Regions from separate parts of the Mus musculus genome. Here all the other regions are linked to region 5. The links are chromatin loops, found by intact Hi-C in ENCODE. Cell type or tissue: left cerebral cortex. All regions are shown on one strand. Links, peaks and the distances in the headings refer to the core of each region. The heading gives the core; the rest is flanking DNA. Region 1 holds the start of 4930502C15Rik (a long non-coding RNA gene). Region 2 overlaps Tbxas1 (thromboxane A synthase 1, platelet). Region 3 has its middle 7.9 kb from the start of Tbxas1. Region 4 has its middle 12 kb from the start of Clec2l. Region 5 holds the start of 1700025N23Rik (RIKEN cDNA 1700025N23 gene). Region 6 holds the start of Hipk2 (homeodomain interacting protein kinase 2).

Region 1 (5,203 bases), core at 364-4,363, 330 kb after region 5:
AAACTAACCCAAAGTAAAAATGTTTGTCTTATCCCAACAGTCAAATTTTAGCCCAGTGTAGGGAGGAAAAAAAAAAAAAAGCTCTATAGCCTGAAAACTATACATTGAACCATCATAAAATCACTGAATGCTTTAAATGCATCCCAAAAAAAAAATGCATCCACATCATTTTATCATCTTCAGCTCAATGTAAAAGCATGCAGCATGCACTTGGTACTCACCAGGACCTTCAGGCATGCTGTTGTTTACCAATGAGCATGTTTTCTCTTCTCTCTAGGACTACCAGTTTACTCACCATGCGTTGTGTATCGAGCGGCCAGTGTAAATAGTCATTAACTTAGAAAGAAGTAGGACTCTCTGGGTCATGACCAGATTCAATTTCTGAAATTTGGAATGTATCTTTCATGAAAATAATATTCTGGGATAGCCTACAAACATCCATTTTGTCCAAAATAGAGCATACCTGTAGTATACAGTGATAGATAAGTGTTACCTTGTTTTATCCAGTTATTGCAACAGACATTTTAAATCATAGATTAAATGAGGCTTTGTCTTAAATATTAGCACTTGAGCAAAAGTGGCCATAGAAACAGAAGAGGCAGAAGCGCATGAGGAGCAGCATATGAAGTGAGTAGAACACAGTGGATGCTTAGGAGCTGGAATGGCAGATGCCACTAAAGGCCTTCAAGAGGCCACTAAAGGCCTTCATGCCGGGACCTGTACTCCTTTAATGCCTGTGTAATTAGGGGTTAGTTTTGATTCAGGAAGAAAATGGAGGAGAGAATTCTACTTCATGGAACTAGACAAGAATTAGGACAAGAAAGGAATAAGGAAGTTAGGAATGTGTAAAAGAGAAGGAGGGGTGTGAATTGCCAATTAGTGATTATTTGTCTGGCACATTATCTGTCTTAGACCTTTGGCTTCACTTGTAAAAATGGAACAATGATTTTAATTCTGTCTTGTGGATGGTACAAGACTGAATAGGAGACTGCAAACACATATCACTGCTCTCAGTAAAAATTAGTAACCACTTTCATTGTTTTCATTTCGTGACAGGTTCCAGTGAGACAAGTCAGCCTAAGTTCATGACCCTGGGTGGGAGAATTATTTGGCTGACCCATAGATGGTGCTAGTAGCACATGGGATGCTAGAATGGTGAGAGGCTAGACATGTTGTCCCTAAGGAAGACAGAAGTAGGTTGTAGCAGCTCCTAATGTCCTTGGTTGGAGAGTTAATCTCGTTGGTCAAGCACTACACTTAGAATGAGCAGTGAGAAAAGGTAATGGGGGGGTGGGAGGGGGGTAGATGCAGTGAAGCATGTGTGTGATAAGGGAGTCTGTCCATCCAGGGCAGATAAAGGACAAGAAGACAATGGGAAATTTGCTCACACAGTGCTGACAGTTCAGCAGCACACTTGGGGAAAGCTGGGCTATTTGACGCTAATGTGGATATTTACTGATTGTTTTGCTTACTGGATTAACCATTCTGTCTTTTTCTTTCTCTTTTCTCTCCTTCCTCCACCTCACCCTCTTTCTTGTCCATGTGTCTCTGCCTCCACCTTTTGCATATATAGTGTCAAATCTTGTTTCCAAAACATGGAGATTTGCAAGCGCCGGGTGAATATGTATGACACAGTGAACCAGAGCAAAACACCTTTCATCACTCACGTGGCCCCCAGCACATCCACCAACTTGACCATGACCTTTAACAACCAGCTGACCACTGTCCACAACCAGGTGAGTGGCAGGCACCAGGGAAAGGTGGGTGGGGCTAACCATCAGGACTCAGATATCCCAGATATCCCCCTCCAAACCCCAGCAGTCTTCCCATGTTGTCCTTTTGGGCCTGGAAGCTAAAGTGCCTGCTTCCTCAGCCTTTTTTTTTTTTTTTAAAGAAGCCAAGGGGAGACGTTTCTGTTTTGACTCTGGGACTGAGATGGTGCCTCTTCCCGTTTTCCTCTGAGCAAATGTGGGGAAAAAAGCCTGCTAAGAAATTGTAGAACCAGAGCTAGAGGAGTCCCTCCTTGCACCCTGTGTCCATGCTGTCTGTATTCAGGAGAGGAAAAACCTGTTCATTCTCTATGTCATAGAAAAGCCAGCTCATAGGTCTGTCACCGGAGTCCTAGCAGCTCTTCCCAAGGGATACAGGAAGCTGAGCTTCCCTTCACGTGGATTTTCAACCTTCTGCAGATTGGCAGGCTCAGCAACATAGGACGATGTCTGAAATACAGACAGAAAATACACTCAGAAAAGAGCTACTGAATGAAGACTCTCCACAACCTGATTCACCCACCTCTAGACTCAGAGGCTTGAACCGTTACTCCCATCTTCCAGTCTTATAAGTCCCCAAAGAAGCATTCCCAGACTCTCCAGCCCTAATACCAATCTGTAATGACAACAGTGTCCTTTGTGTTGTTCATACCTCTGCATAAGGACATACACCTTCAGAGCAGAGGAATAAGTATGGAAACCTACTGTGTGAATGCAGCAGCTGGCTGTCCACTTTTGTTGGCTGGTCCTCTCCCATCACTGAGGAGTCACTGGCCCCTGCCTTCAGCACTGCTCTTATTCGCCGGGCTTTATTGGCCTGTTCCCTCTTAGCTTGAATTCTAGTTGCTAACTCTCTCTGCTAACTCTCTCTGCTTAGACTGAGTGCCATCTGGAATCTGCTGCCCCCTGGAGGCCATCAGTGTTCCTGACGCTATCTGTCCAGTGAAAAGCTCACACTTAGTGCTTAGGGTCAAAGACTTTTCTTACCAGCCCTTCAACTAGCCCTCAAGTTAAGGCCTTTCCATCTAGAGCTTCTCAAAGCAACCACTGGCGCTTTCTTCATTACCTTGAGGCTTGTTTTCCCATCAGTCCTTAGGAGACTCTTAATCCTAACGCTCTAACCTCAAATTCTTCGTTCCCATCTGCCATCTGTCCCTTCCAATACCAATCTATGTAAGACAGCACACAGGAACGGGCACTCCTCAGATCATGTATGAGGTCAGCTGACTCCCCCTACCCCACCAGCCCTTCTATAGATCTCTTTATAGCCATCAGACTGAGGTCTACATCAGAGCAGCCCACCTCCATGTTTCCTGTGATATGATAGCCTCACATCCGTCCCAAAGAGTATCACCAAAACTGAAAATCACAATGGCAGGTCCCAAGTAAGGGCACCTCCCTTCTCCATGACACTGAGACTGCAAGGTTGCTAGGTAGGACCAGAGTGAAAAAAAACGGCTGTGAACTTAGTGTGATGTAGGCCTAAGCATTGAGAAGATGAAGTGCTGTCCTACAAAACTAAGATCCAGAGAGCAAAACTCTCCATCATCTGAACTTGGAAGTGTTAGGCCCTAATTAGATATATCAGAAAAACAAATTATTTGGATTATAACCTAGACTTAAGCACTAAGGCATGCTTCCCCTCCTCTGATACTATTACAAAGTGGCCACACTTCTGGCAGGAAGCATTGGGTCAGACTTTTCTCGGCATGGCACCATTCAGTCCTCCCGGCATCCATGTGGAATGCATATTGTCACTGTCCTTTAGAGGAAGACACTGAGATAAAGTGGTTAATCCTCTTAACAAAGGCTATGTTAGTACATATGAGGTAGTTTGGGTTTGGACTGCAGCAGCCTGGTGTCAGGGTCTGTACCCTTGAAGCACACACACTGACTCACAGATGAATCCTGTGGAGATCCTCAGCCAGTACCTCCTAGACAGCCTCTGCTCTCTAAGTGCAACAAAACTCCCTTTGTACACTAGTAACCCAGTGCTGTGTTTACTCCACGGGACCCTGGAGTTTTGCTCATCCTGAACACTGAATGTTTAAAACAACAAAATTCACCTACAGATTGATGTTAGTGGAAGGATACAGAATGAGTTCTTTGTTGCTCTTAACATATATCCAGTAGACTAGCACTTTTCAAAGTGCTCACTAATCTGTAATTGTTTATGTCTCAAGAAAGCTGGGCCAATACATCATAATTTCTATGTACTTTCAAAAAATATTAGTAACATTGAGTAGGGAGTCCTTCCTGCGTGTTCTTGGTTTAATTCTTAAGGTCAGCCTCGTTATTAACATTTCCAAGGTGTCTTCTTTTAGGGATATATCCTTCTACCAAGAATTTTAACTGAACTTATAGGTTAGGCTTACATCCTGTTCTTAGAGATGTCAACAATTGAAATGTCTATTACAACTGTATCCAAGAACCACTTGGGCCTATCTTTGCAACATAAGTTACCAGTGAACTTATTTTTTTCTTCTTATTTCTCTTTGTTATCCAAAACAGCTCTTAGAACCACAGAGGACAGGGTAAAAGTCACCCACACCATCATACATACTTTCATCAGCTGATCCCTAAGCAGGATCAGAAACTGAGGGAAACGGTCATCATGCCTACTGGTCACTCTGGGGACTGGCACTCATATCATGACATGAGTTCCACTCCTAGAGAAGCAGTACATGAGCTGAAAACAGATCCAGATCCAGGTTACACACATAAAGTCAGTCAGGCAGACAAGCAGAGGACCACAAGTCCTCCCCTACGAGTCCTTCTCCCAAGGAGGCATCAGTTAGGGTGCTGACCACACTGCCCAGCACACTGTGGCAGGCGTTGAGCCACACAGTCACAGATTACTGTACAAGAACACACAGGAATAGCTCAACTCTACTGTCTGGGAAAGTTCTGCTTTGGAGCCCTGGTGCCAAGGCTGACCCCAAAGCACAGAGGCTCAGAGATAACTCTGTGGGCCACAGGATTCCTATGAGATGAATAGCCTATATTCACAGTAGGCTAGGAAAACAACTAGACTAGGAAGGTACCTAAGGGTCTATAGAAAACAAACGGTACCAGGTCAAGATGCATACACTGCACTCATGAGGCTGTTACTGGAATTTTTACCCCCATTTTTTATTAGATATTTTCTTTATATACATTTCAAATTTCAAATGCTATCCCGAAAGTTCCCTATACCCCCCCCCCCTGCTGCCGCCCTGCTCCCCTACCCACCCACTCCCGCTTCTTGGCCCTGGCATTCCCCTGTACTGAGGCATATAAAGTTTGCAATACCAAGGGGCCTCTCTTCCCAGTTCTGGTCACTAGGCCATCTTCTGCTACATATGCAGCTAGAGACATGAGCTCCAGGGGTACTGGTTAGTTCATATTGTTGTTCCACCTATAGGGTTGTAGACCCCTTCAGCTCCTTGGTTACT
Region 2 (5,203 bases), core at 671-4,670, 110 kb after region 5:
AAGCCACTGGAATTGGTTAAGTATGTGCAGTTCTTGAGACTGTGCGCTGGGGTTCTTGACAGGAAACATTTGCATAAGCTCTGTGTTACCAGGACGTATTTCCAGAAGAGAGTCTGCCTTGACAAATGTCACAGTGATTCATGACAGTGTTATGTAACTCTATTATGCATTTTGGGTTGAACAACTTGGATTTGTTGCAGGTACAATTCAATTAAATGTGGAATTTTTTTATTTGAACTGATTAGGTAGAGACAGAGCTTTTTACAAAACTCTAATGTGAGCCAGTCTTTTGTTTGGGAATACATCTGTGCAGGTTGTCATGTGGGGATAAAGGAGTTATTGATGCTACCTCTGACTGTCACCGCGGAGGAACTCCCTCCCTCCCACTTGAGCCTCGTATGCGCTTCTCTGCAGTAGATCCGGCTACAGACATCAAGGAAGACAAATGGGAAGATCTGTAGCTGTCAGCCTGGCTCTGTGGTGCTCCTCATCCCTCCAAGGTGCTCCATCCTTACCTTAGCCCCTCCCACCCCCCATGGACCGGAAGCTACACCTTCCCAGGATCGCATTAGGAGAGCAGTTTCCCTGGTCTGGGTGTGCTGCAGACAGGACGGGCATTTTCCTCACAGGAGGTACTAGGAACAGAGCTGGATTCTCAGTTTGGGCAATGCTATGCTCTGGCTCTCAGAACTGAGGCTGCACGTGTGACTCATCCCTGGGCTCAGAGCCTATCTTATGTTCCCACCAGCTCCCTTTTCAGGACCCAGAGGCCTCTCACTTGAGTCCTAATGTCCAAGAAAGACTTCTATGGCAGCTGCTTGGCTGGTCACGTGACTACTATCAGGTGACCTCCCTCTCTAGGGGCAGCCTTCTCCTGCCCATTCCACCTTGGCCAGTGCTTGCTAAAACAGGGAGCTGCCATTTCTCACCCTTCACGTGAGTCCAGCCTGTAGCCCGCAGGCTGCATGTGTCCTATGACAACTAGGAACAAAACTGGGCACATTCGACATACTGTCATGTCAAAAGGGCGCGCACACGTGGAACCCTGCACACTCCCCATCAGCTGGAGTGATTTCATTATCCACAGCCCCATCTGCTCTCTGTCCCTAATCCACCCCCCACCGAAAGGGGACAGTTTCTAGGTCACTCTCTTTTCTGCCCCGTTTCCTTGGGATTTTAGCTACACTCTGAGGCAGGAAAGCCACACAAATTCCTTAGATACCTCTATCTAACGCAAAATAGCTTAGATGTCGTAAATTGCCAATTAATACATTATTTCTGTGAGTGTCTTAGCTAGATTCAGGTAGGGCTGAAAGTAATTTCAGTAATAGCTGAATGTGGGCTTTTGAAGATGAAGAAGAATGATGCTCTCAGGCAGGAGGTGCTAACACTGGGCATGGAGCCAGGTGTGTGAGCCCTGTCTCCAGAAGTCCAGCTCTGCCACTGGGATCTGCTGCAGCTATCCACAGTGGACTCTTGCTGACTTTATCTAAGCTCTCTCTCTCTCTCTCTCTCTCTCTCTCTCTCTCTCTCTCTCTCTCTCTCGCTCTCTCTCTCTCTCTCTCTGATGTTTCTTCTAACATAGACTAAGAAGAGATGGGTCATCACCTGCGGGAGGTTGCATAGTTCCCACTACCTGGAAGAGACTATCAGATAGCACTTGGTCTTTGCTTTTGACACACTAGTGGTTATGCTGGTTAAATTTTCTCAACTTAGCTAGAGTCAACTAAGAGGGAAACTTAGTTGTGGGATTGCCTCCATCAGAGTGCCAGTAGGTAATATCTGTGGAACATTTTCTTAACACTGATGTGAGAGGGTGGAGTCCACTATGGCGGAGCCACTGCTGGGCAAGAGGTTCTGGGTAGTACCAGAATGCAGTTTGAGCAAGGCAGTAAGCAGCGTTCCTGTATAGTCTGGCTCCGTGTTCCTGCCTTGAGTTCCTGCTCTGACTTCCATTTACGACGTACTGGAAACTATAAACAGAAATAAACCCTTTGCTCCCCAAGTTGCTTCCATTCTGGTATTGATCACAGCAGCCTTAAGCAGACTAGTACAGTGATTACAAAGTTGTTTACTGAGACCTGAGCAGCTTGCATTTGCCTTCCTTCTCCAGACCTAGTCTCAGTGACTCTTGGAGAGAATAAGGCAGTCGTTTTACAAAACTTCCGTTTCCTGCGTGTGTGAGTGGGAGCTCTCTCTTTGTGTGAGCTCTTGTGCGCCCATGCACAGTCCTAGATCACAGTGTGGTCAATCATCTGTTTACTGAGGTTCATCATTAAACAGAGTGTCAAGGTCACTGATCCAGTTCAAATCTCCCATTTACCTCTAAGCAAACAGAGGGGAAGTGAATGGTTGGCCATAATCCATTAAGCTAACCAGTGACGGCTAGAGAGAGTGGAACGGGAGATTTTCCTCACCCTCCTCTTCTGCCACATTCTGTTGAGCGCTTCGGAGGCTGAATCGATACACTTCTGTTCCTTTTGAGTATGAGTCACAAAATACAGTAGTTGTCAAAAAAACACATCATGTTTTATGGCTATTGCTACATGGAACCAGCATAGATGCCCAGCAAGAGCTGAACGGATAAATAAAATGTAATGTTACACACACACACATATATACTCACTCTCTCTCTCTCTCTCTCTCTCTCTCTCTCTCTCTCATACACACACACACACACACACACACACACACACACACACACACTGGAGTTTGCTAAGCCATAATGATGCTATGAATCTGATAGAGCTGGAGATCATCATGTTAAGCAAAATAGGCCAGACTCAGAAAGACAAGTATTTCAAACCTCTCATTTATTGAATTTAGACTTAAATTTAAATATTGGGAGGGCTATGATGAGAGAAAAGGAACAAGACAGGGTAGTTGCTGTGGGAGGGAGGCAGATGTATCACACATATCTGCAGCATCTAGGGATGTGTGTGTGCGTGACAAAGAGACAGAGAGCAACAGAGAGACAGAGAGAGACAGAGAGAGGGAGAGAGAGAACTATGAAGGGAAGAAGAGAAATACTGAGAAGAGGGGGAAGTGGGTAGGAGGGTGAGAGTCAAGTATGTACAAGGTACAATTATACACCTACATGAAAATGTCATAATAAAATTCATTATTTTGTATGCTAACCAAATATTTATACTAAAAAAATATCTGCAGCATCCATCACTTACTTCTACTTTGTTACAGGAAGAGGACAGGGGAGTAACACGTGGCAGGAGATACATGTGGTGAGAGAGTCGGAAACACAGGGATCTAAGCCAGCTCCAGAGACACCCGTGGATGGAGACCAGGAGACAAGATGCTCTGCCCCATAAGAAGAATGGAAGTTTGGGGAGATGCCCCACCAGGGGTGTCCAGAGGCTATGACCCTAGAGGGTAAGCGGGGAATCAGTTCAGAAGTCACGAAAGCATGGCTCTAACAAATGTACCTGAGGATAATTGTCTACTTATCAAGCCCTGCACTTGGCTGGGAGACGGTTGTCTTGTTAGCCACTACTCTCCTGTTCTCTACCGTTTCCTACATCTGCCTGTTGTCAGGGTAGGCCCTTGATAAATAATGTTCCCTTAACATTCTGTCTTAATTAGGATTTCTAGTGATAGGATGAAACACAAGGCAACCTGAGCAGGAAAAGGTTTATTTCAGCTTATACTTCCAGATCAGAGTCCATCACAGAGGGGAGGCAGGGCAGGAACTCAAACAGGGAGGAGTCTGGAGCCAGGAGCTGATGCAGAGGCCATAGAGGAGTGCTACTTACTGGCTTGTTCGATATGGCTAGCTTGATGTGTTTTATATACACCCAAGGACCAGCTGCCCAGCCGTGATACCGCTCCCTGTGGGATGGGTCCTCCCACACCAATCATTAGTTCAGACAATACTCCATAGGTTTGCCTACAGGCCAGTCTTATAGGCATTGTCTCAGTTGTGGCTCCCTCTTCTTGGGTAACACTAGCTTGTGTTAAGTTAACATAAAAATAGCCAGCATGTATGCAATAACAGTTATAAATTTCCAGGAACTTAAACATTGTGACCAGGCCTAGCATTTGTGACCCATGAGAATATTAAAGTGTACTTTATAAAACAACACTCCATGACTATGGCCTCAAGGCCACCAGGTCTCGCTCTCTTTGTTCCAAGCTCAGTTGGCCTGCTCTTCAGCACAATTCAGCAGAGCTCAGGATAGTCTAACAGTGAGGCTGGTCTCTGGGCCCCAGCAGCTAGACTGCTGTGTAAAGACTTACATCTCTATGAGCCATAGACTCCACTTACCTCACACCCCATACAGACTCATGTTTTCAAATCCAATGTATTTGGATGTCTTGCACCATGTGTGTCTGTGTATTTGTGTATGAGTGTGCCTGTGTATGTGTCTCTGTGTGTGTATGTGTCTGTGTGTGTGTGTGTGTGTGTGTGTGTATCTGTTTGTTTGAAAACCATCATCCACATCAGCACAGTCTAGCAGGTCACACCCTTCCAATCCCTTCAATATCCAATGTTCTTGTTCCATGGCAGAGTTCCGGGAACTCTCCCTCATGTGGGTGATACCGCCCTTTGACTACATAGAGCTAACCTTTCTCTCTCTGGCACTCCCGGCCTTCACCTTAGTAAATGGACACAGTGCTTAAGGGCTCTTTTTTCAGAAGTCTACACGTCAGTAACTTTCAAAGCATAAATACTCCTGGGAAACAGCACCGTGGTATCCAAGCTGAAAGCAACCTTATTAGCGCCACCACAAATGCCACACTGTCTCCCATACGAATTCCAAAGCTCTCCACTATCTCCCTGCCTCCTGACAAGGTGCTGTCAGATCACTCATGCTAACTAATTAACTCATGGTGCTAACCCTCCACATTAGAAGCGTAGGCGACACCTGCCCGTCCCGTGGTGTGACCTGTGAAGCTCCCTGTCAGTCCCTCGTCCTGGAAGGCATATTTGCTCAGCACTTTGACATTTTTGTTTTCCAGCACAAGGACTCATAGTTTCCTAGAGATTGATTGCTTCAGGTTCTCATACACAAAGAAAGAAACACAAGTTGCAAAGGCACTCTTGGAACATCAGCTGCTGCTAGATATAAGGAGTTTCACACAAACCATTCAAATCCGAGTACCCAGTAAGGAATCCAGACCAGTAGATAGTTCAATAGAACAGAGGAGTCAGAAGTACTTATGATATAAAAATTCCTGAGTAATGATG
Region 3 (5,203 bases), core at 698-4,697, 160 kb after region 5:
CTCCACCGCCGAGTCTGTGCTCCATGCTCGTGTCTCTTACTCGTCTGCAAATCTCCTCCTTCTCATTCATTCTCACAACCGTGACTCATTGGATTTGCACAAGGGACTGACTGCCGTTGCTTTGTGTGCCTGAAAAATGTAGAGAATGCTGGGGCCCTGAACAAGGCCTTATATTGGACTGGATGCTGTAGGAGAAATGTGGGACAGTCGGTACTTTCCCTCTGAGGAGTGGGGAAACCATTAAAGAGCTTCAAGCAGGGCAGTGAGGAGATGCTAGTTAGACCAATTACATTCCTTCTGACTTCATTACTTAAAATGAAATTTGGCTCATCAGATGAGCATCTAACACCCACGTGTCAACATCACACAGGTCTTCCCATCTCAGGGAGGCAGAAGTGACACGATCATTTAGATTTTGACTGGGTATGTCATCAGAAGGCAGTAGACAGTGCTACTAGACAGAGCTACCACGGGCTGCTCTTGATGTTGCTCTCCAGATATGGCCAAGCCTGCCTCCCTCACTTCTCCATTTTTCCATCAATATATGTCACCCACGATCTCAGCCTGTGAGCTGTTGGCACGTCCTAAATTGTCAGAGACTCTCTCTTGGCATGTCTCATGGCTGAGTGTGGCCACATGTTGACAATGAGACACGCTTTGCCTACGAACATGCAGAGTCAGCAGATGGCTCGACTGCCTTGCGGCAAGTCAGAGAGCTTTCAGCAAGTTAGAGCCCGGAACAGTCATTTGTCACCTCCCAGTCACTGGGCAAGCCAGGCACTGAGGAAAGAGACTGCATGGCTAGAACGCAGAATTCAGACTCTACAGAGCTTGACAGCAAGACCATAGTGGCCTTCCTTATGTTGTCAGCACGGGAACATCCCACCACAGGGTGAAGAGGGCACCATAACATCTACACAGGGCCAGTGCTCATACAGCAGAAGATGGGCTATCAGTCAGGAGTGTAGGCAGCAGCTGCCTCCAAGAAAATCATTAGTGCAAAGCAGGACCCTGCTATCCCCAAAGAATTGCATGGAGATTAGAATTGGGTCTAGGGGGGAAGCTAGGAAGAATAATGTTGTAACAAAGATCTGCCAATCCTTGTAAGGAAATAGATATAAAGTTGCCATTCACATAATGGTCCAAAGCAAGGCATCCTGTGAGCAGCTCCCACACAGTGTTTGAAGATCCAGGCTCCCTTCATCCCATAAGCTTGTCACTCAACAGACCTTCAGACATCCCTGCAGGATCAGCCATAGCTAACTAGCCTATGGGAAAGAAGAGGAGGGGATTCTGGGAGGTGGTGCTTTGCAAGTCAGGCCTGGAAGAAGTAGAGATCTCTACTACTTTTTGCCTTGGCCTGGATTCAGATATGAGGCCACACCTAACTGTAGAGGAGGCTGGGAGGTGGAGTCAGACCTAAGAGGAAAAACCATTAGGTTAGGGGATATAGAACATTCCTGCCCCTGGTAGGGAGCCCATGAGACTCTTCTGTGGGACAAGGCACTAGAACAGGCTAGTAACCAAGGCTACATCTGGACCAACAGATCAGGAGACAGGCATGGAGAGGTATTAGCTCCTAAGGGGATGGCGTGTCAACCTTCAACTTCCCAACTACCTAGAGGCTCAGCTGAGATCTGGGGTCTGCTTTATCCAACTCCCAGGAGCCTGCTCCCAGTCTCACAGGGACTCTGGGTCTGTCTGCATGTGACATTCATCTTAGCCCACTCAAAGACCCTCTAGGATCTGGTGCTGCCTAAACCAAGGCTCAGTTTCCTCTACCCTGAGAACACTGTGAACTGAAAAAAAGATTTGCTCTATGACCATGGCTGGAACTCAGTGACAGAGCGAGCGCTTGCAAGCATAGGCCCTAGGCTTAATCCTCAGTACTATCAGACAGAGAGAGAGAGAGAGAGAGAGAGAGAGAGAGAGAGAGTCCTAGCTCATGAACTTATGGCAGGCCCTGGGTCACCTACACCTCACCCTTCCTTCATAGGCTAGGTTCTTTCCTAAACATCTTCATTACTCAAGAGTAGATGCCCCCTCAGGAAAGGCCCCCAGGACATCCCAGAAAGCAGGGTCTGACCATTTTTTTCCCTACCATAGCACCTCAAACCTATACCACCGAGGTTACCTCTATATACTTACACTCCAAGCATAAGTTAGGCTTCTAATGAAGACTATATCTGGCCCAGTGTTGTGCCTCCAGTGGCCAGGAGGTGCCTGCTTGTCTCTCAGTTCACAGAATGCTGAATGAGTGAAGGAATAAATGAAATGAACTCTTGCCTGTGTTTTAGGTAGCTGCCACCAGGTGGCAGTAGTGCTCTTTGGGTTATGAGGGTAGGTGGTAGCACTCCAGCAAATTGCAGTGTGTTCCCATTACCCAACCAGCGGGAACATTTTCTAGACAATAGCCATCAAGTGACTACTCAAAACTAGGTGTCCAAGAAAGCTATGATGGTGAACTTCCAGAAGGAAAGACAGTACCATGGTGTTGTGGAGCCACTAGACCTCTCTCCACAGAACATTCTCTAGGTTGCACTACTTAACTCAAGCACTAGAAGCTGCCCATGGCTGTCTGGACTCACTGTCTCTAGTTCTGCTTGCTTATCTTATCAAGGGTTCCCAAGTAGACCCTTCTGACTGGAGGCAGGGTTCACAAAGAAAGCTAATGAGAGATAAGGCTAGACTCGGGGCGGTGCCAGCAGATGGAGGCCTCTAGATACCAGGCTAAGAAGCCTGGACTTTATCCTGAAGGTGCCAGACTTGTGGTTAAGATTCTTGCAGGCCTGCATGTGTGTGTGCATGTGTGAGCAGGCAGGTATGCATGTGTTCAAGCACATGTGTGAAAGAAGGTAGAATAGGAGGGAGGACACATACTAAATACCTAGGGGCTGTAGAGAGAGACTCACAGACAGGAGACCCACACAGCTGTAGTTTCATAAACAGGGCTGAGGCCACACAAGGGAGACAATGTATGACAGCCATCTTGGGCATGCTCTGGAATGTTCCTCAAATAGAACTGGAGAGGCTGAAGACCAAAACAGTGTGCCCCGGGAGAAGCCTGGGCTGTTGGATAGAAGAGAACACTGTACATGACAAGAACACAGAACTACTTGTCACAGTAGGAAAAGATGGCCCTTCCTAGGCTCCATGGGACTTGTAACTTCTTATCCACTGAAAAACTGTCCGGCCTACTCTGCTCCCAGCCGAAGGCTGTGGAGTTAAGCCCCACCCTACCTGAGGACGCACTGCCCTGAGGGGAAGACCTCAAGGCTCTGGGGCTACAAGCAAGAACCAAGGATGAGACTTCTGAGGGACATGGAGAAGATGAAGGCCATTCGCTTTTCTGTTTGGTGGGCAGAGGGGTCCGACATGGCTCTGTGTGCACAGCACACGTTCATATGTGTCAGTGTGTTAGCCAGCAAGCTCATGGAGGTTCCGGGACAACCCTGGGTGTAGATGCTTGTTTGTTGAGACAGGGTTCAACCTCCCAGGGTTCTCCCGGTTCTATCTCCCATCTTCCACAGAAGTGTGGGGATTCTGGGTGTACGCACAACTGGGTCCAGTTTTACCCAAGTTCTGAGGCTTCAAACTCAGGTTGTTGGGCTTGTTCAGCAAGCGCTCTGCCCACTGAGTCATCTCCTCGACCCCGAGGACAGTTATTTTTAAGGGGAGTATCTGAAGCTCCTAGTCTCTAGTGCACTGGTCCTTCAACTTGATCTCACGGGACTCCCCTGCACAATAATATCTGGGCCATTCAGCAGAGCTTCAGACTCAGTGGGTCTAGGCTGAGACCTGAGAATTTGCATTTTAACAACTTCCCAGGGGCTGCTGCTGCTGATCTGGGCTCCTGGTGAGGACGCCCGAGTTTCTCAGCCCTTCCTGTCTCCCAGTACTTATAGTTCAAGGGGAGGCATTTTAAAATTCCAAAGTCTAGTCTTACAGCAACTGAATGGAAATCCAGAAAACACCTGGCCTAGAGACTCTTCTCCTCCCCTCAGATTCCAAAGGACACCTCTCCTCCAGGTGGCCTCTCCCCAAGCCCTGGGCAGCCCCTAACTTTTATTGCCACCACACTCCTGGGATCAAGTGTCTTTGACATCTCCCAATAACATTATACGAAGTCCTGCAGAAACCTAAGAGAGTGTCCTTTCCCTCCACACAGTAGTAGAAGATGAGGTAGCATAAGGTGTGTGTGGGATGGGTGTAAATATGGGTCTAAAATCCCACATAATTGCATGATGGAGAGGTGTTGCCAAGGTAAATTAATAAGAAAACAGTTGGGTGATGTTTACCAACAAAATCAGTTTGGGGTGTGTTAACTACATTTGCTCATTGAAATAAGCTGTCGGTTAGAATAAGTCATGTCAGAAGATGCAGCCTTCCCCCCATGGAATGGACCACATTATTCTATCTGCTTGGTCAGGCTACCAAGAAATAGGAAAACTGCCAAGGTAAGGTCTGGGAGCCTCGTAGGGATGCTTTGCAAAATCAGTCAAGCACTCTCTCTGCTCACACACACTCTCTCCCTGTGATTGATTCTCTTACAGCGAGAATCTTATAGAATAGTAGTGCAATGAGGATTTGAGGCAGAACTTGGACTATATCTAGGGTTGAAGGACCTAATGCCATCACCCAAGACACATGGAGTATCCACTGGGTGGCAGGCTGAAGGACAGAGCTGGGGGGCACCTGGGGGACCAGGACATCAGCCGGAAATGGAAATCACAGGATGGAACAACTGGGTGACAATGGCAGTCTTGGTAAATGCCCGGGGACAACACAGACGATCTGGGCACCGAGGTAGCTGCCCACTCTCATCGAGCATCCCTGACACCAGGTTGCTGGCTCTCTGCTTGAAATCCTCCCCCTCCTCAGAAAGCGGCGGTCCCTGGGTTGCTTAGCTTTGGCATCTGTGTCATGTCTCTCCAGGGCCCTAAGTCAGTGAGATGCCAGGACTCTCACTGGAGCTCTGCTGAGCTCTCTGTGCCATCTTGTACTAGGACTCCACACTCGCTCTTTCCTCTGATGGCAACGGCCGGCCGTCTCCTGATTCAGGCACAGCTGGGATGAGAGAACACTCTGCCAGGCTGTTACCAGCCCAGCCCAGTGACCCTTGAAGACAAGGCTAGAAACTGGCAGGGAGAGGAGTCAGAACCCAGTCACCCACACTGGTCATCTCCCTAACAACCGTGAGGGA
Region 4 (5,203 bases), core at 428-4,427, 420 kb after region 5:
ACTTCCCGGGTTAGCAGCAGATTGCTAGACCCAGACCAGTGAGGGAAAGGAGAAACACATTGGCTCTTACAGTTGAATGTTGGGACACCCTCAGCCGGACTCAAGCTCCATCGCTGAGATAAGCACTATACTCTACCTCTCCATAGTCTGCCTTTGTCCTCTCCATGTTGGCTTTGTCCTCAGACTCCGCACAGTGGAAGGTAGCCACTGAACTGGCATCTTCCCATGGGCAGAATCAGCAGAGAAAGTTCAGACAAACCCACACCAGCATGAAAACACCACGCATTCCCTGTCTTGTTTATGGTTTCTATTGCTGAGAAAAATACCATAACCAAAAGCACACTGGAGAGGGAAGAACTTATTTCACTTTACAACTGTCAGGACACACTTCATCATCCAGGGAAGCCAGGACAGCAATTTAAAGCAGAAACCTGGAGATAGGAACTGAAGCAGAGGCCATGGAGGAATCCTGTCTACTACGTTATTCAGCCTGCTTTCTTATACAACTCAAGACCACCCAGCCTAAGGATGGAACCACCCACCATGGACTCAGCCAACCGACATCACTCATTAATCAAGAAAAGGCACTACTGACTTGCCTCCTGGTGAGTTTTATGGAGGCAGTTTCTCAGTTCAGACTCCCTCTTCTCTAAGATTCTAGCTGCTGTCAGATTGACATCAAACTAAGCAGCATACATCATCTCCTGTGACAGTGACTAAGGCTAAAGTGTTGATCACACATCCAGCCCTGGAGTTGGGGTCAGGGCCATCCCCATCCAGATTACAGGACTGGAAGTGGGAAGAGCAGGGAAGTGGTGGCGCAGGACTTTAGTCCCAGCACTTGGAAGGCAAAGGCAGGTTCAGAAAATGTTTCAGAAAAACATTTTCTGAAAGAAAAAGAAAAAAAAGATAAGAAAAGAAAAAGGAAAAGAAGAAGAAGAAAGTGAGAAGAAACAGTCCCCAAAGAAAATCCAGGCTACTGCACACAAGGGACCAGGGTCAGTGGTAAAGCACTTTCCTACCATGGGTAAGATAGACCCCAATTCAATCCCCAGTGCTACAGGAGAAAGTGTGTGTGTGTGCGCGCGCGCGCGCGCGTGTGTGTGTGTGTGTGTGTGTGTGTGTGTGAGGGGGAGGGGGAGGATGGGAGAGGGCAGGAGAGAGCAGGGGAGGGGAGAGGAGAGGAAGGAAAAGTGGTCAACTGAGATACTCTTCTAAGAAGGGAAAGACTGCTGTTCACAGAACAACAGGGCTGGAGATGGCTCTGGGGTTTGGGACACTTGTTGCTTTTATAGAGGACCCAGGCTCAGTTCTCAGCACCTACACGGTGGCTCACAGATGTCTACAGCTGCAGTTCAAGGGGATCTTGATGCCTTCTTTTGACCTGCACAAGCATCGAACATACACACAAGCAAAACACCCATACATATAAAATAAATAAATTTTAAAATTATCAGTAAGAGAAAAAGAGGGAGAAGAAAGGGTAACTACCCTGGAGCCCAGTCTGCAGGGGAGCTGTGTTTAGCATTTCCTGAGGGACGATCTGAGGTCCGGAGAAGCTGGTTCTTGCAGAGAGATTGGCTCATGGGTGAAAATGATGCTCTCAGTAACGATTCTGCCAAGACCAGCTGCCTCATGCATTAGACTCTCCCAGAGGGTAACAGGAACCTGCAAGGGACAGGAAGCTCACCCGCACCAGCTGAGGAAAAAACCCAAATCTGATATGATAAGTATTTTTAACGACGGGAATAAATACAGGCTTTCTTATTACAAAACAGGTACGTAGATAGGCTGTTTTCGGTAAATACGTTATTTAAGTCAATTTTCTTTCTAATTTAATATACAGTATATATGCTTTTAAGAACTCTAATACATGGTTGGGCTGTATGTGTGAACCTGTTGGTAGGCTGGTTGCCTTGCATACACAAAGCACTGAGTTTGACCCTCAGCCCTTCATGGGCATGGTGGGACACTTGTGATCCCAACACTCCAGACAGGGGCAGGAGGAGTGTGAACTTAAAACCATCCTTGACAACATAGCCTGTACTACCTGAGACTCTATCTACAAAAGTAAATGGTTAGGATTTTTTTTTTTAACTAAAAAATTAGGGTTCTTTGAAGCTTCCTGTAACCATCTGAATTCCTTATATAAGATAATCTGGAGTTACCACAACTGTGATTACGTCATCCTCTTATTGACACATATATAAATTATCAAAAAAGTAAAGATATTTAAATTAAGAGAGAGAAAGAACTAGACCCAGGAGACACCTCACGACCATCTCCTCCCATCAGATTAGCAGCCCACCCACCACCACTATAGCCCGTTATTAAAAGTACTTAATTTACCTAATGTTAATTACTGTTTAATTATGCAAAATATAATCCTACTGGGGCTGGTGGGAGACACTGTCATGGCCTAGCACTGCTTTCACTCTCTTGAGAACCCATATTGGGACAAGATTCTTGTCCCAGGCACCACAAGGCTAGCAGCAAACACTCTGCTTTCCCTTTGCACACGGCCGCCCTCTAGTGACAAGAAGGGAGTACCGCTGCAATCTGATGTGCTGGAGAAGACTGGCACCTCTATCTGGGTGGAACTTTCTGGTTTAAGCACATAGCTTTATGGTGCGGGGTAAGCCAGCTGTAGACCCTGCTAAGGAGCGTGGTTGGTGGCCCTGTTCTCCTTGACAACTCGAAGCCTGAAAATATCGCAACGAAGCTTTCTGGTGACTGTCCTCCTGGTGACTGCCCAACTGAGAATTGCCCAGAGGGCGCACATTTAGCAAAGCAGAGGGCTCCTATCCTCCCTGAGCCAAGGCCTGTTATAGTCTGAAGATTCCTGGTCCCTAAATCTGCTTCCGACAGCCACCTCGCACCAGCACCCCCTCTTGTCCCAAGCATATACAGACAAGCATATACAAGCCCGTTGGCACCCATCCCAAACAGCAGGACCAGAATCCTGGCTCCTTAGATCCACCGAGAAAGATCTTTGCCGGTGTTTCTTGCAGCTGTCTTTCTTGGGCAATGGGACTCTTAGCCACACGTGGTGAGTACATCAATTGAAGCCGCTTGGATGCAAGCGGTGAACAGCACCTAGCCAAAACTGCCTCACATGGCTTCGCAAGTTGCTCACTGCACAGAGGTACTGGACCTGGGGTCGTGGGGATCTGGAATGCAGCCCTGACCTGATAACAAAGTTAGGCTTGCTGGTGAGGGGCTATCCCGGGAGGAAGGAGCTCAATTTCTAATGAGGATTGTTTTGGGGTTTTTTGTTTTTGTTTTTGTTTGTTTGGAGGGGTGTGTGGGTATGTGCGCGCGCACACACGCACACAGAAAAGTACATTGTGGGGCACTTTTTGTCCAGTTTTCACAAAGGCACAAACTGACTGCTACAGTTTAAATGTGAAATGTTGCTTCAGCCTAGGCTCCTTAGCCCCTGTCTTCCCATAAGTAGAAAATCCTCCAACGGGCCCAGGACACTTGCTGGTTAGGGCTTACTCTACCCAGGTTCTGTGCTGCCCCCTAGGGACACTTCTGGGGACTAAGGTCAGCTTTCCTGTGGAAGGCTGGTATTGATGTGTCTTTACCCCTCTCTCTGTCTTTGTTCCTCAAGCCTATCTCCAGCAGCCAAACTCATCTCTCTTGTTCTCAGAACGCCTCCAGACTGAAATACTATTCCAGCCGCTACATTCAGGTGCCACTGCTGTAGAAGGTATCCCTGGGAGGTCACAATACTTATGTAAGACCCTCCTGTCTAAGGGGCTGGAGAGCCAGTTCAGTGACTAAAAGCACTTACTGCTCAGGGTTTCGTTGACAGCACCCACATGGTGGCTTACTACTTTAGCTCTAGTTCAGCAGTTCTCAACCTATGGGCCATGACCCCTTTGGGGGATGGAATGACCCTTTCACAGGGCTTGCCTAGGACAATTGGAAATATCCTATATCTAAAACAGGATTCATAACAGTAGCAAAATTACAATTATGAAGTAGCAATGAAAATATTTTATGGTTGGAGTTCACCACAACATGGGGGACTGTATTAAAGGGTCATAGCGTCAACAAGCTGAAAACCACTGCTCTATCTCTAGGGGACCTGATGCCTCTCTGGTCTCTTGGGGCACTGCATACACATGTGCTGAGTAAGTTTCCTCTAAGATTGAAACATTCCATCCTTCAGGGAAATTCCTTAAACGGGAAGGTAAACAACACAAGCACCTTCAGGAAGTCCCTAAAACTGAGCAGATTCACTAGGTCCTTCTCTGCCAGAGTGAGCAATAAAAGCTGAGAATATTTCTCAGAGAGGCAGAATTTAGTTGCAAGTCAAACTGCCAAAAAATACCAGCCTGGGAGAAGCAGAAAGCAGCCCAGCTGCCTGGAAGGGGTTTAGTCCAGGCCACTTGGGAAGGGCAGTCTCCAATCTGTTGGCCTGCCTGCAGGCTGTGTGTGCACTGTGCTCCAGGTTCCCAGCTCTGTCACCCACACTGGGGTAGGCCTTGGTGATGCAGCTATCTTTGAGTCATTTCTGCTCCTGTAAGTAACCCCAGTAAAACTCCTGGCTCACCAAATTGGACTTTGGTGCTGTCCATTTTTCAGTCTGTCATGGGCTCCCTATTTAGGGTGAATAAGACATATGTGTTTTGTCCCAGAAAAGGTTTTGTCACACAAAAACACGGTGCATATACAAACATTCAGGCAAACAAATATAAATACAAACACAAAATATAAATTAAAATTTTAATTGTTTTAAAAAGATCTTCCAGTCTGTCATTTGGACAAGTTCTTCAGTATTTGGGGCTCTTCCCATAATTGTACCCATCTAAGGAAGCTAACCTGCCTGTCCTGAGGTAGCAGTAGTGGCTGGGAACAAGAACAGGCTGTTACAAGATTGACACAGGCTAGGGCTCGGATATTCGAGTACCTTGTGCCAGGTCAGATCAGTCTGAGACAGCCAAGTACAAAGCCAGACAGAACAAAGTTGACCCTCCCAGGTATCGGTGGGGTTCCTGAAGCTTTTGTCTTGACAGCTTAGGGATATCCACTATCTCCACCCTGCCATTTAGCTTGGCGTCCATCCTTCCCAGAGAGGTCAATTTCTAGAAGCACTAACCTTCAGAGACAGGCAGAACCAGAGGCTGGTGGGTTTCCAGTGACCTCGCTCTCATCCACAAGCTCTGCAGAGTGGGGTCCAGAATGGAGCATC
Region 5 (5,203 bases), core at 717-4,716:
CCGCCAGGTGGGGCACTGCTAGTCCCTGATGCTAGTCCTGAGGCAGCTACAGTGTTACCTGGGAAACTGCTATAAAATGCAGAAATGCTAGTGGCAGGAGAGGAGGCTGTGCCAGGACACCTGGAGTCTTGAAGCCTATAAGAAATACTTGAGCTGATCTACGATGGTTCAGCCACTCAATACAACACAGCTGTTAGTGATGGATCGTCATGCCAGGTTGCAGCACACATAGGTGGTTGAACCCCCTGTCTATGAATGCTCATGAGTTTGGAAGGCAAGGGAGATGTTTGCACTTTGTGGTATAAAATGTCAGCCATTGCCTGGCTTTCCCAACGCTTGCCCACCTCCATTTGGGGGTTCTTATCACATTTCCATCTCCATCCTAGGCCCCGTGTGTGTGACTGGTGCTCTGTGATTGTTGTCCTGAGACTCCTCATAACCTCACTGTTAGATGTGCGTTCTGGGGTGAAGTGGGAAAGAGCTTGGGTACTTCTTCTGGGGCTTGGATGGCTGCTCCCTGCCCCTCCCCCTGTTACCTCCCTAGAGGAGTTCTCAGTTGCTTTCTCTGTCCTGACCCTTGACACAGATATGAGAAAATGTGAATGGGGCTCACTTATATTGCAGCATCTTGGGGTGACCATGTGGTCATCTTAGCTTCCAGCTGGAAGAACATGGGTATGTGGTGGGACTGGCCAGAGGGTGCACAGATCCAAGACTCCTGGAAGTAGTGCTCTGCTGTGGGGACTGTGGGAAGGGGAGACAGCTGGACTGACTTTCCCAGACCCCACCTGCAGTCAGGCTTGGGACTGGGGTTCAGGGCACCCGTGAAGGTCTGCGCTTTCTCAGCCCAGGTCTGAAGAAGTTTGGGGGTTCTGGGGATACTTCCTCTTTTGCTTTCCATCTTCAGCAGTTTGGTTTGTTTGTGTCCTCTGGCTGTTGACTTCACAAAACATGAATTGCACTACTTCTGTGGCTCTGCACGCAACTTTGGAAACTGGCTTTGTATGATATAAAGATGGGTGGAAAAATTCAAGGAAATAATTGAAAATGTAGGTGATTTTTTTTCTTTACTAAGGATGACTGAGTAGAAATGAAACAGCACCATGGCAAACGAGAGACCTTGGAGGAAAGTGAGCCGTGCTCCACCCGAATGCTCAGCAGTCCTCCTGCCTTTCCAGTAAAGAGCCCCATGTTTGCATTTCACTTTAGGCCTTACAAATTGTGTAGTCAGCTCTGGAAGACGTGACTAGTTAGTCCAAGGGGACCAGTGTAGAAAACTGGGTTGGGACAGAGAAAAAGGAGCCTGGAGTTGAGAGTGGGTATATCATGAGCTGTTGGTGGCCGCCTTCTGCTTTGTGGGTTAGTGAGCACAAAATACCAGTTGGTTCAAGAAAGAAACAAAGTAGATGTAAAGTGAGAGGCAGAGGCCAAGGGCAGAGATCATTTCCTGGTGCCTCATAGAATTCTTGGTCCTGTCTGCTCCAGGCAGGTTCCCACTCGTGGACCAAGTCAGTGACACTTTGAACCCTGCTATCTGCAACCACAGGAGTCCTAACAAATGCTAGAATGTGAGAGAAAAGAAGAAAGAGAGGTAGGGAGGAAGGGACATGGTGACTATACCACAATATAGAACTCTCTCTCTCCCTTTCCCTCTACACACACACACACACACACACACACACACATCTCTCACACATACACACACAAAACATGAATTGTGTGTATGTGTGTATATATGTATGTATTATGCATATATATATATATATATATATATATATATATATATATAAATTAGATGTAGGAGCTGTTTCTCTGATGGGTAAATAAATGGTGCTGGCTCCCAACTAAGCTCATGTGATTATAACCTGTCTGGATTTGTTAAAAGGAGGAGCTCACTGGTTGGGTTAACTGATGCCTTCATTATAAAGTCAACACCTTCATTTATTCTTTCTCTGCACTGGCTTTCACTGCCCCTAAACTTTGACTCAGGTGACCCGTGAGCATCACAATGGGCCAGTGTTCTGACTTTGTAGGCACTCAGGCCCACTCTGGGGGGGGGGTTGTTGGTGACCTGTGATGGGGCCCCTCAAGAGCCTTCCTGTAACCTCGAGTGACCCCAGGATAGGAAAAGTAAGCACACAAGGTAAAAAGAAACACACCCTTCATTTGAGTTAGATCCAGGCCAGGCAACAAAAGTCCAGGATCTCCGGGACACAAAGGGCCTGAGCTGAGCTGCCAGCAGAGGGCAGCAAACGGATGGTAAATGGGGACGCCCCAGTTCCTGAAAGGGACCATAGAAATCATTGTATCTGACTTCTTCATGATACAGGGGAGGAAAAATGAAGGCCAGGGAGGAAACCTGTGAGCCCAGAGTCTTGCTGGGAGTGTGTTCTGAGCACCTTCTACCAGGGCTCTCACCGTGAACACCTTAGACAGCTGCTGGGCGTGGTGCCAGAGATCCAGAGTGACAAGGGGAGCCACACTTCTAACAGATCATGGCAACGGGACGTCACTGGTGTTGTAGAGGAGAGGCTTGTGGGGAACAGAGCTTCTCATTCAGCTTGGGGAACCATTCATTCCTTTACCCAGGCTGTGAGCCCTGAGCCAGGCACAAGAGGTGCACGAAAGCACACTGGCTCATCGCTCTCCTCGGCTCCCCAGTTCAGCCATGGTGTGAGCAAGTGGACGTGGGTGAGATGGGAGAAGAGAGGGACACACATCCCTGGGGACCCAGAGGGAGGCACGCCCACGCTGGCCGTCATAAAGAAAAGTGTGTGGATGATACGTCAAAAGAGGATGAGACAAATACTACGGCTCCATCAGGGCAATTGGCTGTTTTGAAAGAATCATGGCTCATTTTGTTTTTAGTGTAGTGATGACATGTTATGAATTGTAATGTAAATATCGGATATGTAGATGGTCTTAGGCGACCCCTGGGATCCCCAAAGAGGTCACAACCCACAGGTTGAGGACCACTTCTGTCATCCCTACACCAGTGAACAAGAGACAGGAGCAAACCTGGGTCTTGATGGCCGCTGGTCTAACCAAATTAGCAAGCTCCAGGTTCAGTGAGAAATCCTGTTTCAAAGAGATAAAATACGCCCCCTCCCCCTCCCCCTCCCCAAGTGTCCTTGGAAGAAAAGGCTGGAGGCTCACTCAACATGCTTAAAATAGAAATAGCATCTGCTGGAGCTGGCGAGATGGCTCAGTGTGTAAGTGCTTGCGGAACAAGCTCAAAGACCCAAGTTCAGATCCCTAACACCCATATAAAAACTAGGCATGGCAGCCTTCTCTGTACCCTAGGAATGGGGACAGAGATGGAGGATTCCAGAAAACACTGACAAGCCAGTCTAGCTGACATGGCATGATCTAGATCTGATGGCAAACCCTGTCTCGGGGAGAAGGGGGGATCGTGGGTAGAGAATGACAGCTACCTCATGTTGACCTCTGACCTCCATGTGTACAAACATGAATAAGAATGCTGATCTCTCTCTCTCTCTCTCTCTCTCTCTCTCTCTCTCTCTCTCACACACACACACACACACACACACGCACACCTGTCCTGTCCTGTCCTGTCCACATAGTAGGAAGAGACAGAGGGGACTACACTGAGTTATGACTGGCCCACCCCAGGCTGTTGTCCCAGTTTCTAACAGTTGCTAAATATTCATGAGGATGTCCAGGAAGTGGGGACAGAGGGTAGCAGATTAAGGGGACAGTGAGATGGGGGGACCAGGATAACTATGAGAGCTGAGTAGGAGTATTCGCTTACTTCCAGCCAGGCAACATGTCAAACATCTACGTTTCAGAAAGATATTATGAAGTCACTCTGGATTCTGCAGCCTCCAGACTTAGAAGTAAGGAACCTGAAACCCACCTCTCACCTGTGAAAAAGCCCCATCTGTCCCTCTCCCTGGCCAGTCCTTGGGGAGCCACCATGTTCCACAAGTGAAGGACACAGTTATGAATGGATCGTACTACAGCTCCGGCCTTGGCCCCGCTGCCCGGGGCGCCATCAGTAGGTCCCCTCAGATGCCCCGGCCTGACTCAAAGGAAGGGCAAATGCATGATGGAAGTGTCAGCTTCCAGACACTGTGACAAACTGGTTGGTGTTTGTGGTGGGTACACCCACTGGCAGGACTCCTTTTGAGAAGGGGGATCTGTCTTCTGTAGGGAGTGTTAGTAAGAAAGGGATTCCCAAGGCTTATTAAAGTCATATCAACGGGGATTTGCTTTATAAAATGAATTTCTGTGCTCCTAGAAAGGAGAAAATTAAATATCAGGAAAATGGAAATCTGAAAAGTGCATGGGGCCTCCCCCACGTTCACACTCGCACATGATGATCCCTTGATTTTCAGAGAGATTGTCATTTATGTTTGGTCTTCACTGGATGGTAAATTCTAGCTTTGTTTCTTTTGTTTTGAGCCTCTTTTTAAAAATTAATTTATTCTTACCTTATGTCCATTGGTGTTTTGCCTGTCTGTATGTCTTTGTGAGGGCAACAGAGTCCCTGGAACTGGAGTTATGGATGGTTGCGTTCTAGCACATGGATGCCAGGGTGCTCTGCAAGAGGTCCTTTGCAGGTGTCATTAACCTCTGAGCCATGTCTCCAGCAACCTACATTGAACTTATTAAATGCTGTTTAATTTTTGTTTTGTTTTGCTTCCTTTTTTGACATAGGGTCTTTTTTGCCTTGTAGCCCTAGGTGGCTGTGAACTTGTGATCTTCCTGCCTCAGTTTTCCAAGTGCTGGGATTACAGGTATGTGTCACCACACCCAGGTCATTGGCACATCTTTTAAGTGGAGAACAATTTTTCCCTTTCCTGGCAGCCTTTAGACTTTTTACCCATCCCCCGTTACATTTACGTTTTTTTGTGTGTGTATGAATGTATTAAGTGTTATCGTGTTCTTTGAAAGCTAGACACAGACACTTACTCATAGATTGACACATAGCCATGGACTAGCTGTGTGCACAGATGTGACCTGCAGTGTAAATGAAAATAAGAACATTGATTTACAAAGACTTTTCTCCTGTAGATTCAGGGACCGAATGGAAACATTAACATTTTCTTGTTTTGTCAACAGAAATGAAAATGGCTGGCTCTGATTGTTATGCTCCAGCAGCATCACGTGATATTGATACCCCTCCTCCCCCCATGGCTACTCCTGTGTTGTACAAACAGAGTCTAGTGATGTCTCCTTT
Region 6 (5,203 bases), core at 684-4,683, 190 kb after region 5:
AACCCTGGAGCCACTAGGTGGGACCCTCCCACCCGGATGATGGAGGAGAGGGCTCTCCAAACATCGGGATCAGGCGTCCATCCTGACGTTGCGTTTTCCCCGAGCAGTTCAGGGAGCTCCCCCGACATTCTCCCGGGAGGACTACGCGCCCACTCCCTCCAGTCATTTCCCCCGCGTGTCGGCTAGAACGGAGCCCGCACGCGCTGGGGTGAAGACACTTTGCCCGGCAGCGGGACTGCTGTCGGCAGCAGCCGCTCGCGCTCCCCGGCCCGGTCGGCCGGCGCGCGCACACCCACGCGCGCACTCCCAAGCACGCACACACAAAGTTGTGGCCGCCTCCACCGCGGAGCTCCGGTCGGCGGCTGCGGGCCAGCGCACCGCGCTCTCGCCCAGCCCCGCTCGCACGGCCGCTCGGCTCCCCTCGGGCCGCGCTCGGCCCCCGCCGACGCCCCGCTCTGCCCTTCGGCTCGGCCCTCCCCGCCTCGCATCCGTGCCATCGGCGCTCGATTGCGCGCGGACTCCCTGGGGCTCTTCCCGGCTCGTTCGCTCGCGCTTGCCCGCCCGCCCGCTCGCGCCCGGCCGCGCCGCCCCGCCCCCGCCCCCTCCCCCTGCTCCTCACGGGCAACTTTTGCCGGCGCCCCCGCCTCACAGCCATGCGGAGCTGAGCTCCGGCCCGGGCCCTGGCCGCCGCAGCCCGCCCCGGCTCCCGCCCTCGCGGACCCGCCCGGCCCTTGGCCTCGGCGCCTTAGCCGCCCCGGGCCGGCCGAGCCCCCCGCGCAGGGCCCGGGCCGCGGCTACGGCGGCGGCGGCGGCGGCGGCGACGCGCCCGCCCGGCCCCCTCCCCCGGCGCCGGCCAAGTGAGGCGGTGATGCGGGCGCTGGCGGCCTGGGCTGCGCCGAGAGCGGAGACACAGGCTCAAGATGGCAGATTCCCACTGAGGCTGAGGGGGCCGAGCTCGCGCGCCGCGTTCCCTTCTCCGTTGCCATGAACCGCGGACACCCCGGCCCCGATGGCCCCCGTGTACGAAGGTAAGGGGCACCCGGCCCGCGATCCCCCCGCTCGCTCGGCCAGCCGCGGCCCCCGTAGCTTTGTTCTGCCCGCGGCCCCTCGCCCGGCAGCCCCCGGCCGCAGCCCCGGGCCCTGGTCCTGGGGGCTCGCGACCTTCCCCGGTGCCCCCATCCTGGGTCCAGACGGGACCGGAGCCGGCCTGGAGCAGGATCTTATTTCCAGGGCAGAGAAGGCGGCTGGGGGGTGTGTGCCGGTGGGCTGCTGCCCAAAGAAAAGAAATGGGGGCGGCGTGTGGGAAAAGACGGATCCGTGACTGCTTTCTGTTTATTTGTGATAAATGAAGGTGATGCGGTCCTCCCCCATTACCTTTAAACGATCTCCTTTCTACTTGTCCGTCCTCTCTGCTCCCTTTTCCAAACATCTCCACTCCCACCCCACACTCCTTTATTCTTCCCGAGCCTCCGATTTTTGGGGGGTGGTGGTGGTGGTGGTGGCTGTGGAATCCGATTGAAAGGGGCCAAGCGATGAGAGAGGGTTGAGATGAAAAGTCCATTTCAGACCCAGGCAGAACAATGAAATAGGCTCAAAATCTCCCCGCAGTTGGCGTGTGGAAGGGAGAATGTAGTTTGGCTTTTTGGGGGGGGCGGGGAAGGGGGTGCGAAAGAAGGTTTTCTGGCTCGGCCTGGGTAGATCGGTGCTGTGCACCTTCACCTGGCGTTGGCTGATTTTTTTCCCATTTGACTGTCTTTAGAAGAAAGAAAAGGTAAGGCGATACAGCTGCCTCGCGCACTCTTTCGGTTCTCTTCAGTCAGTTCCGTCAGCTTGCAGCGAGAAAATCAAGCCGGAATCAACTAAGTTTTTACTCTTCTATGGGGTTTTGTGTGCTTGTAGTACCGGGTATTTTTCAACCAAAGTGTGCCAGATTTTTTCAGTTATTTCGTCGTGAAAATGTTTCTCTCGTGAAATCATTGAAATAGCAGCCCTTTACATACTTTTAGCGTGGGTCCATCTGGCTTTCTTTCGGTTTTGTTCAGATATTCTGTGTATGAAATCGCAAATGAGAGGGAAACGGGTTTGCCAGGAACCAAGAGGAGGGGCTAGGGGAGATTGTAATCCTATAAACCCAGGGAACTGTTGGGCCGAGTGAAACAGGGATCTCATTAATAGTTTTATCTCTGTTAGGAGAGGCTGATTTAAAAAAAAAAAAAAAACTTATCTGAAAAGAAAATCTGTTATTAGTACCAGGGCTCTAAATGAATTAGGTTTCTGCATGGACTCTCTTACCATTCAGGCTCTGAATAACAAGGCTGTAAATAACCTATGGACTGTAAATATTTTTTCCAGAGTCTCTTAGAAACAAAGGGGCTGTTTAGAAAGCAACAGAGAAATGTTATTCCAGGGGCTTTCCTCTTTGATTCCGAAGAACACAAGGTCTATTTAACCGTTCCACACAACAAAACAAAATTTCGGATCACTCCACCACGTAGACTAGAAACATGCCAGTGGGGACGTGAACATGTAGGAGAACCCATGTCGGGCATTCATTGTTCATCTGTGTCTAGGGGAGGGGGGCTGCAGTCAAAGCTCCCACTGTCTAGAGTGTTAAAATGAAACAGTTTTCTCTTTATTAAGTACCTCCTTGAGACTCCCTCTGCTGGACACTCCGGGTGAGCATTTTAGAAAGAACTTGGCATTGAATTCACAACTGTAATAGAGGAATAAAAATTCCTCTTCCAGGAAGCTGGGGAGGTGGGTCGGGATGTATTTTGTCAACCTTGAACAAAGCCACCCTGGGAACTTCATTGATTATGTTGATTTCATTTGAAATCCATGAGGAATGTAGGCTAGCCCCCGGGGCTAAGTAAGACCCAGCACAGTTGGTCCTAGGACATTGTTCTTTTAGTGATTGTGTCGGAAAAGCAATTACAGGTGTGTAAAGTGTTACACTGTGGGACTGTGGGGTTCAGAGGTCTCTCTCTGCTTGGAGTTTTACTTTCCAGCCCTCCTCTATCCCAGGCAACCTAATTTGTCACCTCCTTTCCATCCTGGGTTTCCTTGGGCCTTGTCTGTGGGTTCTCTTAATTGTTCTTTTGTTTGTAGCTTTTTTTCTTCTTTGGGAGCATCTCTTACATCTCTAGAATTCTTTTCCTCCTCTTGCTCAGCACTTCTTCCCCACCAACCCAGAGTTACTCAGCCCAGAGCTCAGGCCTGTCTGGTCTTTTTGAGAGAGACTGTTAGGCATGCTATGAGACAGAGAAATGACCTCCGTAGTCAAGGCCTATGCTTCCAGTGCCCATGCTCACTCACAGTGCAGAGTATGGCCAACACTACACTGACCTCTCCCTTGACCCCCAGTGACAATCTGTGGACTCAGTGAACCTGACTTTTATCATATTTCCACCAGAACCCAGGGACTGTGGGGTGTGTGTGTGTGGTCATAAATGAACAGGACTTTTTTTTTTAATAGACTTCTCCAAAAGAGGGATTTCTCCTCCTAATAGTTCCACATGATTCTTCTCAGAGGTCTAATTACACATGAGACTTTCTAGCTGGAATTTCTCAAATGGAGTGTGACTCAGATTCCGAGTGAAGGCTGGAATGTAGAAATCTAGACAGGTGTGCTGTTTTTGAAACAAAGCATATTTGATAATAGGGATTAATAAGTGGCAAAGTGTAACAGTCTTCCAGTACTGTCTTTAAGAGTCGGCTTATAAATATCACATTAGTTTTCAGTGGCTTGATACTGATCAAGTTAAACTTCTTGTAATAAAGGGGGATATTTTCTTAGAAGGTTAAACATTTGCCTTGTGATTATATTTCTCCATCAACTTGCTTACCAAGGCTTTTTCAGCATGTAGTGCAAAAGTCAGTCACAGGGGTCTGTAACTCTGGATTCCCAACTAGAGAGACCTAAATTCCAAGTTAACTATGCCTCACTTGCCTGAGACGTGGCTTGTTGATCAGTGTGGAGGAAACCAAAGAACCTTTCACATTCAGACTTGTAAACACTGGCATGCTGAAGTCCCTCATCAGATGGACCCGAAGACACCTGGCCACCAAGATGCAAACGGAGCAATAAGATTAGGAATCATCTTCCCTGAAAAGAGGTTTGCAACGAGTAGTCTGTTGTATCTTTGCCTGTGTTTTTGTCGCACATTTGTGAATAACAAAGCATAACCATTGTTTACCTTATTGCTACACCTGAATAGTGAATCAAACTCATTAGTTTTATCTTTGAAACTAGTCAGGATGGCAGGACACTCAAATCAGGGAAAGTGGGGGTTGAATGAGTTTATGCCTTTACTTTTCAGAACTTTTAGCCTCTATTGGATTGTGTGAGGATACAGTTAGAACCGAGTCTATTTAGTAGAGTTCCTGCCTGGAGTAGGCATTTTCTCAGTATGTGTTAAATCTCTCTGTCTTCCTAGTTGTTTACAGGCATGATGACTCTAGGGAAAGCATAACCCTCAAATAGTTTAGAAAACCAGCAATAGGAACACTTCAATTTCAATTATTAATCTCCTGCTATTCCTTTTCTAGTTTGGGAACCAGCAACAATAAACCCCCATAGCCACAGAAGAAAGAACCTTTTTTTCTTCCTCTGTGACCTTTCTGGAGTCTTTATTCCCATCAAGCTTCTGCTGGTTTCAAGTAGAGACTGTCTCTTCCATAGCAGCACTTTTGTGCTACGTTATAAATGTACAAACAACCTGGGAGGCAGACTTTCAGGGGCTGCAGCTGTGTCCTGGAAGGCATCCCTGAGAATGAACAGCAAGGACCTTAGCAAGGACCCATTCCTGTACAAGGTGGCAGGCTGGGTAAGGAGTCCCCAAAAGTTCCTTACTGGTTCTTCTCAGAGGAGAGGCTCCTACCCAGCCACATGTCAGGGGCTGCCTCACTAGGCAATTAAACATGAATTTCTCACCAAAGAAAACTGGGGGCTTTATGTAAGTTATAGCTGCTTACATACTTCATATTTTATGTTTTGTGCTCCTTCATTTCTTTCTTCCTTTCTTCCGTAGAGAACAGTCTATGGCTAAGGCTAAGGCTAAGGTGACTTGAGGCTTGTATGGAGCAAAGTACTGATGATCAAGAGCGTAGGACATGTGCACAGTTTTTATTGTTCTTTGCTAGTGCTTTCTGGTAGCCTTAGTATGACGATTCAGCTGCTTGGGGTTGCAGTCAAAGGCTGGCT

The links. Peaks named below come from ENCODE experiments on the same cell type or tissue, not always from the same donor. Only the 100,000 strongest peaks of a DNase experiment are listed, where the experiment ranks them.
Region 1: a loop joins it to region 5, with 11 times the contacts of the local background. A loop is called at or near these places in 22 of 42 quality-filtered maps.
Region 2: it touches region 5 in a loop (2.1-fold over the local background); 5 of 42 quality-filtered maps call a loop at or near these places.
Region 3: it touches region 5 in a loop (4-fold over the local background); 15 of 42 quality-filtered maps call a loop at or near these places.
Region 4: a loop joins it to region 5, with 4 times the contacts of the local background. A loop is called at or near these places in 16 of 42 quality-filtered maps.
Region 6: it touches region 5 in a loop (8-fold over the local background); 12 of 42 quality-filtered maps call a loop at or near these places.

The regions. Positions count from the first base shown.
Region 1 is chr6:38,733,891-38,739,093 of GRCm38, reverse strand. It overlaps Hipk2 (homeodomain interacting protein kinase 2), which reads left to right. Exons shown (of 15, transcript NM_010433.2): 7 at 1,574-1,736. 4930502C15Rik (a long non-coding RNA gene) reads right to left here and starts at 1,578. Exons shown (of 4, transcript XR_003956279.1): 1 at 1-1,578. In left cerebral cortex, for the core only: CTCF peaks have their summits at 1,123 and 2,690 (motif pointing left); DNase peaks (open chromatin) are centred at 1,131 and 2,667; H3K27ac peaks cover 245 bases.
Region 2 is chr6:38,956,770-38,961,972 of GRCm38, reverse strand. All of the region lies in intron 3 of Tbxas1 (thromboxane A synthase 1, platelet), which reads right to left. Gm52859 (a long non-coding RNA gene) reads left to right here. Exons shown (of 2, transcript XR_003956281.1): 2 at 1-237. Among named protein-coding and RNA genes, the nearest start is that of Gm52859, 6.6 kb to the left of the region's middle. In left cerebral cortex, for the core only: no CTCF peak of the experiment used is centred there; DNase peaks (open chromatin) are centred at 698 and 2,390.
Region 3 is chr6:38,908,492-38,913,694 of GRCm38, reverse strand. It overlaps a transcript of Tbxas1 not described here. Among named protein-coding and RNA genes, the nearest start is that of Tbxas1, 7.9 kb to the left of the region's middle. In left cerebral cortex, for the core only: a CTCF peak has its summit at 2,300 (motif pointing right); a DNase peak (open chromatin) is centred at 2,332.
Region 4 is chr6:38,648,076-38,653,278 of GRCm38, reverse strand. No RefSeq gene overlaps it. Among named protein-coding and RNA genes, the nearest start is that of Clec2l, 12 kb to the left of the region's middle. In left cerebral cortex, for the core only: CTCF peaks have their summits at 2,526 (motif pointing left), 3,331 and 3,531; a DNase peak (open chromatin) is centred at 2,531.
Region 5 is chr6:39,064,446-39,069,648 of GRCm38, reverse strand. The region is part of intron 9 of Tbxas1 (thromboxane A synthase 1, platelet); the gene reads right to left. It overlaps 1700025N23Rik (RIKEN cDNA 1700025N23 gene), which reads left to right and starts at 2,063. Exons shown (of 4, transcript NR_040523.1): 1 at 2,063-2,143; 2 at 3,783-3,857; 3 at 4,700-4,760; 4 at 5,086-5,203. In left cerebral cortex, for the core only: a CTCF peak has its summit at 2,237 (motif pointing right); DNase peaks (open chromatin) are centred at 2,260, 2,665 and 3,104.
Region 6 is chr6:38,871,624-38,876,826 of GRCm38, reverse strand. It overlaps Hipk2 (homeodomain interacting protein kinase 2), which reads left to right and starts at 637. Exons shown (of 15, transcript NM_010433.2): 1 at 637-1,028. The coding sequence starts at 1,010. It also overlaps a transcript of Tbxas1 not described here. In left cerebral cortex, for the core only: a CTCF peak has its summit at 2,666 (motif pointing left); DNase peaks (open chromatin) are centred at 1,241, 1,527, 1,878, 2,618 and 1 more place; H3K4me3 peaks cover 2,298 bases; H3K27ac peaks cover 2,110 bases.